Linked DNA regions of Mus musculus: all the other regions are linked to region 1. Evidence: chromatin contacts called from ENCODE Hi-C or POLR2A ChIA-PET data. All regions are on one chromosome and are shown on one strand. The core of a region is the stretch at or near the end of the contact, and the rest is flanking DNA. Distances in the headings are between cores, read along the strand shown.

Evidence for each region. Hi-C counts contacts between places; a loop is a spot of excess contacts on that map. ChIA-PET counts read pairs that join two places held with the same protein, here RNA polymerase II (POLR2A).
Region 2: a loop to region 1 is called in a map of gastrocnemius, with 5 times the contacts of the local background. The contact joins the promoter of 4930525G20Rik here to the promoter of Zfp874b in region 1. A Hi-C loop is called at or near these places in 1 of 37 maps with a recorded cell type or tissue (gastrocnemius).
Region 3: a loop to region 1 is called in a map of heart, with 1.8 times the contacts of the local background. The contact joins the promoter of Rsl1 here to the promoter of Zfp874b in region 1. A Hi-C loop is called at or near these places in 1 of 37 maps with a recorded cell type or tissue (heart). POLR2A ChIA-PET finds 5 or more read pairs at or near these places in 2 of 5 experiments (Patski and embryonic stem cell).

Annotation. Positions count from the first base shown.
Region 1 is chr13:67,482,434-67,485,814 of GRCm38, forward strand. Zfp874b (zinc finger protein 874b) reads right to left here and starts at 1,820. Exons shown (of 4, transcript NM_001076791.2): 1 at 1,708-1,820. The coding sequence starts at 1,713.
Region 2 is chr13:67,829,252-67,832,632 of GRCm38, forward strand. It overlaps 4930525G20Rik (RIKEN cDNA 4930525G20 gene), which reads right to left and starts at 1,734. Exons shown (of 3, transcript NR_045194.1): 1 at 1,584-1,734. It overlaps Gm10037 (predicted gene 10037), which reads left to right and starts at 1,855. Exons shown (of 4, transcript NM_001309374.1): 1 at 1,855-1,902.
Region 3 is chr13:67,171,470-67,174,850 of GRCm38, forward strand. Rsl1 (regulator of sex limited protein 1) reads left to right here and starts at 1,713. Exons shown (of 4, transcript NM_001013769.1): 1 at 1,713-1,784. The coding sequence starts at 1,749.

The sequences.
Region 1 (3,381 bases), core at 570-3,069:
TTTTTCACTCAGCACTGTAGGATTAACCTTGCTGGAACAAAGCTCAGAGTATCCTGTGATGGCATTGTTCTGCCTCCCTTTGGGAGCCTTAGTGTGAGGATTCAGTTCAGAGTGGTAGACATTTTGTTATGAAGTTGAAAACCAGAAGCTAACATTGAGATGTTGAAGGAAAAAAAAAATTTTCACAGCAGGGCCAGACTTCCAGTCTCTCAGATAGGAGAGAACAGAGAAGCCACAATATCTGAAAGCCCAGAGAATTTATTGTAAATACAGATGTTTGGTTCAACAGGTTTGTCAGTCAGGACAGACAGCTCATTCACAAAATCCACAAATCTGAACTGTACATTTACGAAAGAGTTTGACCAAGGGTCAGGAACTGAAACAGGCAGTGTGTGTGCAATCTTACAGTGAGGGCACCTCTGGTGTCCTTTGTTAACACCTTGTGACAGATTTTACAATCCCATGCTTTACAACCTCTAAGGTTCCTAACCCTGGAGGCAATTTTTTAAAATCTGTCTTTCTTAGGAAGATTTTAATTAATCCTCCATTGAGAAACAGCTCAAGCCGGGCGTGGTGGCGCACGGCTTTAATCCCAGCACTCGGGAGGCAGAGGCAGGCGGATTTCTGAGTTCGAGGCCAGCCTGGTCTACAAAGTGAGCTCCAGGACAGCCAGGGCTATACAGAGAAACCCTGTCTCGAAAAAACCAAAAAAAAAAAAAAAAAAAAAAAGAGAAACAGCTCAATATCCTTTTAGCAAACATGGGTGTCAAGCTACTTTCAAGTGAGGAACTGAACAGCCTCCATGAGGGATTCCTATTCCAAGTGAATCTTCTTTAAATCCACAATTCATTTCAAAGAAAGTGGGATAAATATCACGTACACCAATGCTCCCTTCAGGACTCTGACCCTGGAACCTAGCAAGTTCTGTCACCTCAAAGCAAGACAAGAATAACTGCATGTGCGATGAATTAAAGACTAGCTCCATTTCCAACTGAGCGTTGTACAACACAGCAACAAAAACAAACAGCAAACAATAGTAACCGGACATGCATTCTGCTTTTTTTAATCTCTCTTAGCTGTGCTTGCTCAGAAAACAAACAAAAAATATAATGCCTTATGAAGCAGACCATCCCAAGTTGAGACAACTGTGTTTTGTGACTTAAAGAATTCCAACCCCTGTCTACCCTTTTGCAGCAGTTCTCAAACTGGCAAAGGAGATTGTGGCTCTAAATAAAGCAGTTTTGTTTCGTTGGTTTGTTTTTTACCTTTTAATTCCTAGTTTTATTTGGTGATCTTTCTCAGTGGTCCTGAACTCCGTAACAGACAGCCATAAAGTACAGAAAGGACCAGATCTCCTCTTATCTAAACATACTGAGCGATCCAGTAACATCCACGTGAGAGTGACCCAGCTAATACTTCCACCAGAAAGCTGGAAAGTGAACGCCCAGAATCACCATGACCAGGCAAAGACCTTCACCCAGCCAACATTGCCTAGGCAATCCTTGAACTTACAAGCTTCTCCATTCCTTGAATTCTGTCGGTCTAAACAGAGGTCAGTCCCACTAACCCCCGCAGCGCCCTCTCACCAGCCCTGTCCAGAAAGCTCCTCCAAATCAGCTCCTCCCAGCTTCCATTCCACCCGGTCCCTGTTCCCTCCGGACCTATGCACCCCGCACAGACCCTGGGGTGACTGAACCCTGGACCAACCTCCATGTCAGAGATCCAACGGGAGAGCACAGCAGGACCAGAGTCTGGCCCAGCTTTGGATAAGAGCCGCACATGCTTACCAAAAGCTGAACTCTTGTTTACCAAAGTACCGATCTGTGACGTCACCGTGCTACAGACTACATTTCCCACAAGTCTGTGCGATGGCGTTGCAGGAGTCTTAGGAGAGTGAGTTGTACTACAAAATGGTCCTGGATTTCTGCATTGATGTCTGTCACCTAGTTAGTGTCGCCTAGTTAAGAAGCATGGAGGCCACGAACTGAGCCCAGTTCTAACGAGCCGAGTGCATTCCTCAGTTTCTGTGGTCCAGCTTAAAGGGGCAGAGGATTTTCTTGGCAAAGTTCTTAATTTCTTCATTTCCGGTGAAATTTACAGCTATTTGAGGAAACTGCCTCAAGGCTTTGGCTTAATACCCAGTACTGCACATACTTAAGTGAGCCGCGTTCTCCTGTATTGACACCCTGTGTGAATATTTGTCAGTGTACTGAGTTACCAAGATGGTAAGAGATAGAGACACTCCAGGATGTGATAAGCTTTAGCAAAAGCCGCCGGGGAATCAGCTTCTGATGGACTGACAGCCAATGTGTCGGGTTTACCAGGATTGTTTTATAACTGAGGTTATGCTAAGCTTTTGATATTCCCAAAGAAGACAATGCCATGGATTTTAGGTAACAATCACGGATTATTTACAGGAGATCACCACAAGGCTTAAGCGCCATCACTCTGGATGCCCTGTGCAATGGCTCTTCTAGAAATCAACTACAAGCCGTACACAGATCACAAGCCACTGCAGGAAATCGTTTTCATGTGAATATTGGAATCCATTCGTGTCGGAGGTTAGTCAAGAGAAACAGACTAAATCATCGAACAATTTTATTTATTTATTTAGATTTTTCGAGACAGGGTTTCTCTGTTTAGACCTGGCTGTCCTGGAACTCACTTTGTAGACCAGGCTGGCCTCAAACTCAGAAATCTGCCTGCCTCTGCCTCCGGAGTATCGAACAATTTTAAAGTCCTCCTCTCTGTTGTTTATCAGTAAAGATCGCCCAGATCCATCGCAGATCCTTTGTCCATATTTTCAACCTTTAGCTTATGTAAGTGTTGTGGGTTGTCCTGATGTTGTTTGAATTTTCATGTTAATTCTGCATCCTCAAGAGGGGTGGCCCCCGGGAGAGTGGTGGATCAAGTACTCAGGTGCTCTCCTGTGAATCTTCTCCCCATTTACTGGTCAATAAAAGCAAAAGCCTGTGATTGGGCCGTGGAGAGGAAAGGTGAGAGAGGAGATCTTGGAGAGCGAGAGATGGGGAGGGAGAGATGACAGGAGAGGAGGAAGCAGCAGCTAAGATGGAGCTGAACCACGTGACCAGGAGAAACTGCAGATAACCAACGGTCTCCTAGCTGGGGATAAGTTAGTATAGTTCTGCCAATCTAGGTTTATTGCTTATAAATATAATAACTGGATTGTATGTGTTTTTGTACGGGACTATTGGAGTTGAAGATTACTGTTACATGTAAGAAAGTTAGTTTTAGTGAGTCTCAGAAATATTTCTCTTAGTTACTGTACCTCACTTTGGAACTTGGCCTTTACATGAACCTGATGAACAGAAGTCTGTAAGATTCTCTGAATAATCTGAAGCACAAAGTGGAACTCAGTGA
Region 2 (3,381 bases), core at 484-2,983, 350 kb after region 1:
TCTCGTGTGTGTGTGTGTGTGTGTGTGTGTGTGTGTGTGTGTGTGTGTGTGTGTGTGTGTGTGTGTGTGTTGTGGAGGCTTCTGGGCACCCCACACGGGGTTCAATAATAAAGACACAGAGACATCCATATAGTGTAAGGCTGTTGCATGGGGCAGTCCCTCATTTTTATGGCTCTACCTGGCCTCCTTGCCCTGCTCCATTCTGCTTCCATCCCTCTGCCCCAATTAGCAGCAGGACTGCCCTGTCCATAAGTTAAAGTTACTTTCTGGATAAAGTCAATGAAAACTCCAGGACCTCCCTGGGGCAACTTGCTCATTAACATGACAATCTCAGAGAATACTCCTTTTGCGCAGGAAGTGACAAATATTTACATGTACAAGGCAGGTTTTGTGGGTGATAGTAAGGACAGTACCTTATATCCAGCCAATGCTAGATGCTGCCAGCAGAGCTTAACAATTGAGAATGCAGGGGTATAGTTTCATTCATAGCCAGTAGTTACGATATCTGTGGGGGATAGGTCACCTCCCAAATCTAGGCACGTTGGGGCAGAAACAAAAGCAGACCACAGGCATAAGGCAAAGGAATCTCAGAGACAGAGGGAGTGCTATCTCAGAGGAAGCAGGCTTTGAGTTCTAGCAGAGACAACAGGCATTAGGAACCAGTAAAGCTTCTCTTAACTTGAGAAACAAACAGGTAAGGCACCCTCTGGCACAGAAATCATGGCTCCAAACCCCTGGACCTAGTGAGGTTGGTTCCTGGCCTCCATGGCTGGTTAGCTTTCCTGATGGCTGAGGTCTCAGAAAGATAAAGAAGTGCAGACCAGAAGCCCCACTCCTGCCAAGGCTGCAGCTATTGCTCAGGAGGCTCCTGCAGTCACCACAGGTGGACAAGTCCTGCCTCCCTTACCTCAGGATGTGAGCACTAAAAAGCAGCACTAAGTCCAATCTACTCACCTTGCATGGGGTTCCTTTAAGGTAACAGCACACTTAGCAAACACCCAAGGATCTCATGAGTGAGTGAGGAGAGAAAATGTGTGGTGGCGCATGTCTTTAATCCCAGCACTGGGGGGTGGGGGGTGAGGGTGGGGGTGGGGGTGGTAGAGGCAGGCGGATTTCTGAGTTCGAGGCCAGCCTGGTCTACAAAGTGAGTTCCAGGACAGCCAGGGCTATACAGAGAAACCCTGTCTCGAAAAACCAAAAGAAAAAATACTGGCAATATTTTCAACCATGGGATATGACCGTGATGAATAATGAGATTCAAAACAATGTCAAATGTGCCAGAGTTGAAAGCCTACTAGGAATGGGAGTGGACAAATATTTTGTAAGTTTATGAGAATTTTGCTGCCATCTCCAACAAGACATTCTCAGTGAGCGTGAGAACCAAAGAGGCATCAAGAGCCGCTGGGAGTTAAAAAATATTAATGAATCTTAAGATGATTTTCTTTCCCACATTAGTGTATTGCTTCCTTATTTAAAAACACAACAGGGTCAGCGTGATTCTTTTTTAAAGTAAGATTAAAATTACAACATATGGCCCAGAAATGACTTGTACTCCTAAGATTTCTGTCACAGACTCGACTCACATTCACGTTATCTCCTGTTGTGGATCCGGAGGGGGGAAAACCAGCCCGACTCCCCAAGAATGTGCTGCAGACTGCTTCTTTCCTTCTATTCTCTCTCTTGGGTTGCCAGGGACAAATTCTGGAACCAGAGAAATCACCTTCGGTGGGTTACAGAAATCCCTTCGCACGGACTTCTGGGAAATGTAGTCTGGATACTGTGACGTCACAGGGAGCTAACCGGTAAACCCCCCACTAGGTTTTTGCTTAACAGAGGGGTCTTCCCCAAAGTTTTGCGAGAGTCCTGTGTGGCCGTTACATTCCTGTCGTCTGTGATGTGGAGGTTGGTTCAGAAAACAACATAGCCTGGGTCTCTGTTCCCGGTTCTGTCTCAGAGGGAGCGAAACTGAACTGGGTGGGAGGGCAGAAGCTGCTGCTTGGACCTGCCTTGCTGTACCGGCTGGGACAGGTGACGTTGCATGTCGGGACGATGAGGATTGTGCCCTAGGTGATGGTTTCCTTTGGACACTGCGTGCTGCTCTCGTGCCCTAGAGATGTTAGTGATCCCCAAACACAGGATGTGTCCTTGGCCCACAATGGTTATTTCAGCCTGTTGTTTTGTTTTGCTTTTTGTTTTTGTTTTTTGTTTTTGTGTTTGTGTTTTAGACAGAATTTCTCTTGGTTCTCATGGAACTTACTTTGTAGACCAGGCTGAACTAGAACTCACAGGGATCTTCCTGCCTCTGCCTCCCTCATCTTGGGATTGAAGCTATTCACCATGACACTCAGAGTGTCAGCATGTTCTCATCTCACACTGAAATTGTTGAGCTATTTTTAAACTAAAAATACAGAGTTGTAACTTATAGAAGAAGGAGGCCAAATATTTTTTACCATGGACTACTGATGTCAGGAAGCCAAGGTTCTGGGCCTTCCTGAGTAATGGACGCTCTGGAACAGTGGGAGAGAGAGAAGCTTGCAGTCTTGTTGCCCTGAATGCTGGATGTGTATAAGGATCATGTGGGCTACATCTTAGAATCCGATAACATACTGTTTGAGTTGAGCACAACAATACTTAGAAAAATGATCAAAGCTTATCTATACAATTATTTTAAAGGACCCCACTAATACATAAACTGCTGATATTTTCATGTATAAATAAAAAAATAATATGACTATTCTCGTTGGCCAATCTGGGGCATTATTCAATAAGACATGAATATAGAAATTAAAAAATTTTGAAATAATTAGACAGCATAGCAAACATGCTGCTCAACTACAGCACACTGATACATGCTGTCAAATGTGTAAAACACACTTCAGAAATGTCACAAACATCAACCAGTACCCATTAGAGAAAACACAGAAATGGAACATGACAAGGAACAGTGAATTCTGTTCTATGTTAAATTCTCAGTATGATTAGTCCTTTGCATGCTGGTTTCCCCGTATGTTCAGAACCTTGAATGATATTAGTCTGTGAGTTCTTCCTTTAATGTTCTACCCCTTGCCTCCTCCATCTCCTGTCCCTTGTCACTGTGCTTTGTGTCGCTGCTGAATTCTGGACAAATGCAGAAACCCAGATGACAGCCAGAGCCACCTCATTAAAGTCTGTATTTTCATATAATTTCACATTCATGGCTGTGTATATTTAGTGTTGACAAGAACCTTCTCCCTCACCAGGACTTTCTGTTGTGAGAACTGTTTATTTGTGTGGTTTATAATAAGCATATGGCATTAAATGGATGCTTCTGTGGATGTATTTATTTTACATTTCACCTGTCTTCAATGTATAGAGCCCACATGGTTTTATAGCATCTTTTAC
Region 3 (3,381 bases), core at 463-2,962, 310 kb before region 1:
ACTCAGGCAGAATGGAGTCCCTTTGGCTCCTTTGGTCCCTTTGGAGTCTTTGCAATGTTTGCACACATCTGAACATCTGTGCACTTTTCTGCAGACCTAAGTATGAAATCATTGTGAAAGACTAACATTACACTTAAGTGCATCTCAAATCGCTTACGCTCATGCTAATGAAACTCATCCCAAGAGCTCTTTGTGAAGGATGAAAAATTTCTCAAATGTTTTCCTATCACATACTCAATAATAAGGATTTAAAATGCATGCCTTTTGTGGATACAGAATTCAAAGATTAAACCATGCCACTGGGATTGTGTGTTTAATACCTTATCAATAAGTTTTCACAATTTTGTGGATTCAAGATTTTTTTCCTTTGTTCTTTGATCTTCTGTACCGATGTTTCTAAGCGTGCATTGCCTATCATCACTTGGTATGCTCACCCTATATATTTCGATGGATAAGTAAAATACATTGATTGAACTCTTAAGTCTATGCTTATGTAGTCTTAGAGGCTACTTTGGGTCTGTGTTCCACAGTGGAGTAGACTCCACTGCAGCTGATTTTTTAGTACCTGCCTTTAGTTCACAGGATCTAAGGAATGGACAAGGCTTTGACTCCATGTGATCCCCTGGCTGTTTTGTTAGCAGCCCCATGTACACTGATTTCTGAGGGCTCTCAGAAGGAAATCCTAGTTGCAGGCTACTCAACTATTGTGGTGAGGGTGTATACCACTTTAAAATGTTTGTGCTCTGTACACTCTTGTTTCTACAGTACAACTCAAAGCCTTGTGCATTTATGTCTCACCTGCATACAACAAGTAGGGGAAATGACTGGATGTGTGACCTGCTTTTATTACAGACACCTTTCTACCAACAGATCAACAGTAGTAGTCTCTGTTGGACATAGGTAGCCTGTTAGCTGGTTTTAATCAATGCCTCCATGGGCTTCTTGTTGATCTTCTTTCCAATGTCTGAGAGTCCGGGGCATTAACTCAGGACAAGAGATTTAGAGGAATGTTAGATACACACATGCTTGGGTGTGGCATGGGGATGTCAAATTTTATCTTCAGAGTCAACCTCCTTGGCCTGCTCAAACAGCATGTGTTTCTGTATGTGTAATATTAGCAATGCCCTGGAGGAATTGTTTCTATATATTCAAAAAGTAGAAACACAAACAACAGTATACAAGTTTGTTGGGGCAGACACCAAGCCAGCTTTGTATCCCAAGTCCATTTGTCAAAAGCCACTGAGGAGCTAGGAGCATAGTCAGGAACGCCAAGGCTGGTTTCAAACATTTTATAAAGTTAGTTTTCCTTGCCACGTTGGTTAGTGTATTGCTTTGTTTATTTAACGAACAACTAAGTCAACGTGCCCCCCGTCCCGTCCCCCCCCCCCCGGCCAGGAAGTAGTAATATTAAAATTACTACTAGAAATGACTTGTAAGCCAAAAGTTTCTGTCAAAGGCTTGACTCAAATCCATACATCTCCGATGTGGTTCTGGGGTCGAAAACCAATCTCATTACCCACAGCTTTTCTGCAGATAAGGCTTCCTCCTTGCACCTTCAACTGTGTGTTCCCATCCACAAAACTCTCCAAACAGTAGACTTCACCCACCCTGGGTTCTGGGATTTCCTTCGCACAGACTTCTGGGAGATGTAGTCCGCACCACTGTGACCACTGGGAGCCTTCCAGGAAATCCCCTTCTGAGTTCAGGTCTGTACTCGTGCGTCTTTCTTAAGGTTGGGCGGAAATCGTATGCGGCTATCTATTCCAGTTGTCTCTGACAAGAAGGTTGGTCCAGGCAGCAGCGTAGCCTGGGGCTCTGTGCGGGATCTGTGTCAAGGAGGTTGGTTCAGGAAGCAGCATAGCCTGGGGTTCAGTGCCGGGAGCTGGGCTCTGTCTTGGAGGGAGCGCTTGAGGACTGGGTGGGAGGGCGGAAGCAGCTGCCAGGACTGGCTGTGCTGAACTGGCTGGGGCCACTGAGGCTGCAGTTTTGGAGTGAGGGGACTGGCCTTTTGGGATTGTGTCCTGAGTGAAGGTTTCCTTTAGAACACCGAGAGCAGCCCGAGTCTGCCTTGGTTCTCTGGTACACTGGAGCAGCTTGGTAGTGGAGGACTAGATTGCAAACTAATGGTGATGAGCTGACTACCTGCTCCTGAGAGAGTGCCAGAGCTCACAGACCTGCATTGCTGGAAGCGCGCGTCCCTGGCTGCCCCCATCTCACCTGGATGCTGCCAGAGTCCTTTGTGTCTTTAGAGTAAAAGGGTTTCTGGTCCCCGTGTACTCTGTAGCCAGCTTATAGCAATGGCCTTGAGGTCTGACTGTGTTCATTTTTCGCTGCCAGTAAAGAATTAAGAGAGGAAAAATCCGAGTTACAACAGCTGTCGTGTTGGGGAATTCTGGGACATAGCCAACATATCTGTCTGAATGCACGGAAAATCTTGGACTAGGGTTGAAGAAACACATGCAGTGGACACACAGGCAGGAATGTCTACAAGGCAGAGTGGGATCAAAAGGAGCTCACACCATGTTTCACCTTGAGGGCTGTGTTTACTAAACTTGACAGGACCTCCATCCCTACTTTACAGTTGAGAATTTTTAAAAAAATATTTATTTATTTATTATATGTAAGTACACTGTAGCTGTCTTCAGACACTCCAGAAGAGGGTATCAGATTTCATTACAGATGGTTGTGAGCCACCATGTGGTTGCTGGGATTTGAACTCAGGGCCTTTGGAAGAGCAGTCGGTGCTCTTAACAGCTGAGCCATTTCACCAGCCCCGAGAATTTTTTAAAAAGAGAGTGTCCGCTTGGCCCCAAATGGTTCCGGTCAACATGACATTATCAGGGCTTGGACTTGTTGAGGAAGTTTATGGACATTGTGTATATTTCTGCCATTGTTTCTGTTATCTTGTAACTTTGCTTCCCATGGTAATATGAGGTATAAAAGGGCGGTGAAAAATAAACTCGAGGCTGCTGTGGTATTGACCAGCAATCCTCCCAAGTCTATTTCTTGGCTCTGCATCTTTTCTGCCTCTCCTGTCTTTAATCCTCACTCCATACTCAGAGACTCTTTGACTCTTGACCCAACCTAGGAGTTGCTGCTTCGTGATCTGTGTTGTATGTATTTTAAGCACTGTGTAGTATAGACAGGCTGGTAGGGAATGGGAAGTCTGTATTGTTTGGAACCTGATCAGGAATCCAGCCCTCTCTTTGCCTCTCATGTTGACTTCCCACCAATGTCCTGCTAATCTTTAGATCTGCCCAACTCTGAAAATATATCTCTGTCACTGTCAGGAGATGCAAGAGTTCTTAAAACATCTGTGCTGTCCTTTCTGTTGCTCTAGACTTCTTCTAGGATGGGCTTCCATTGAGTGGAATGTAACCA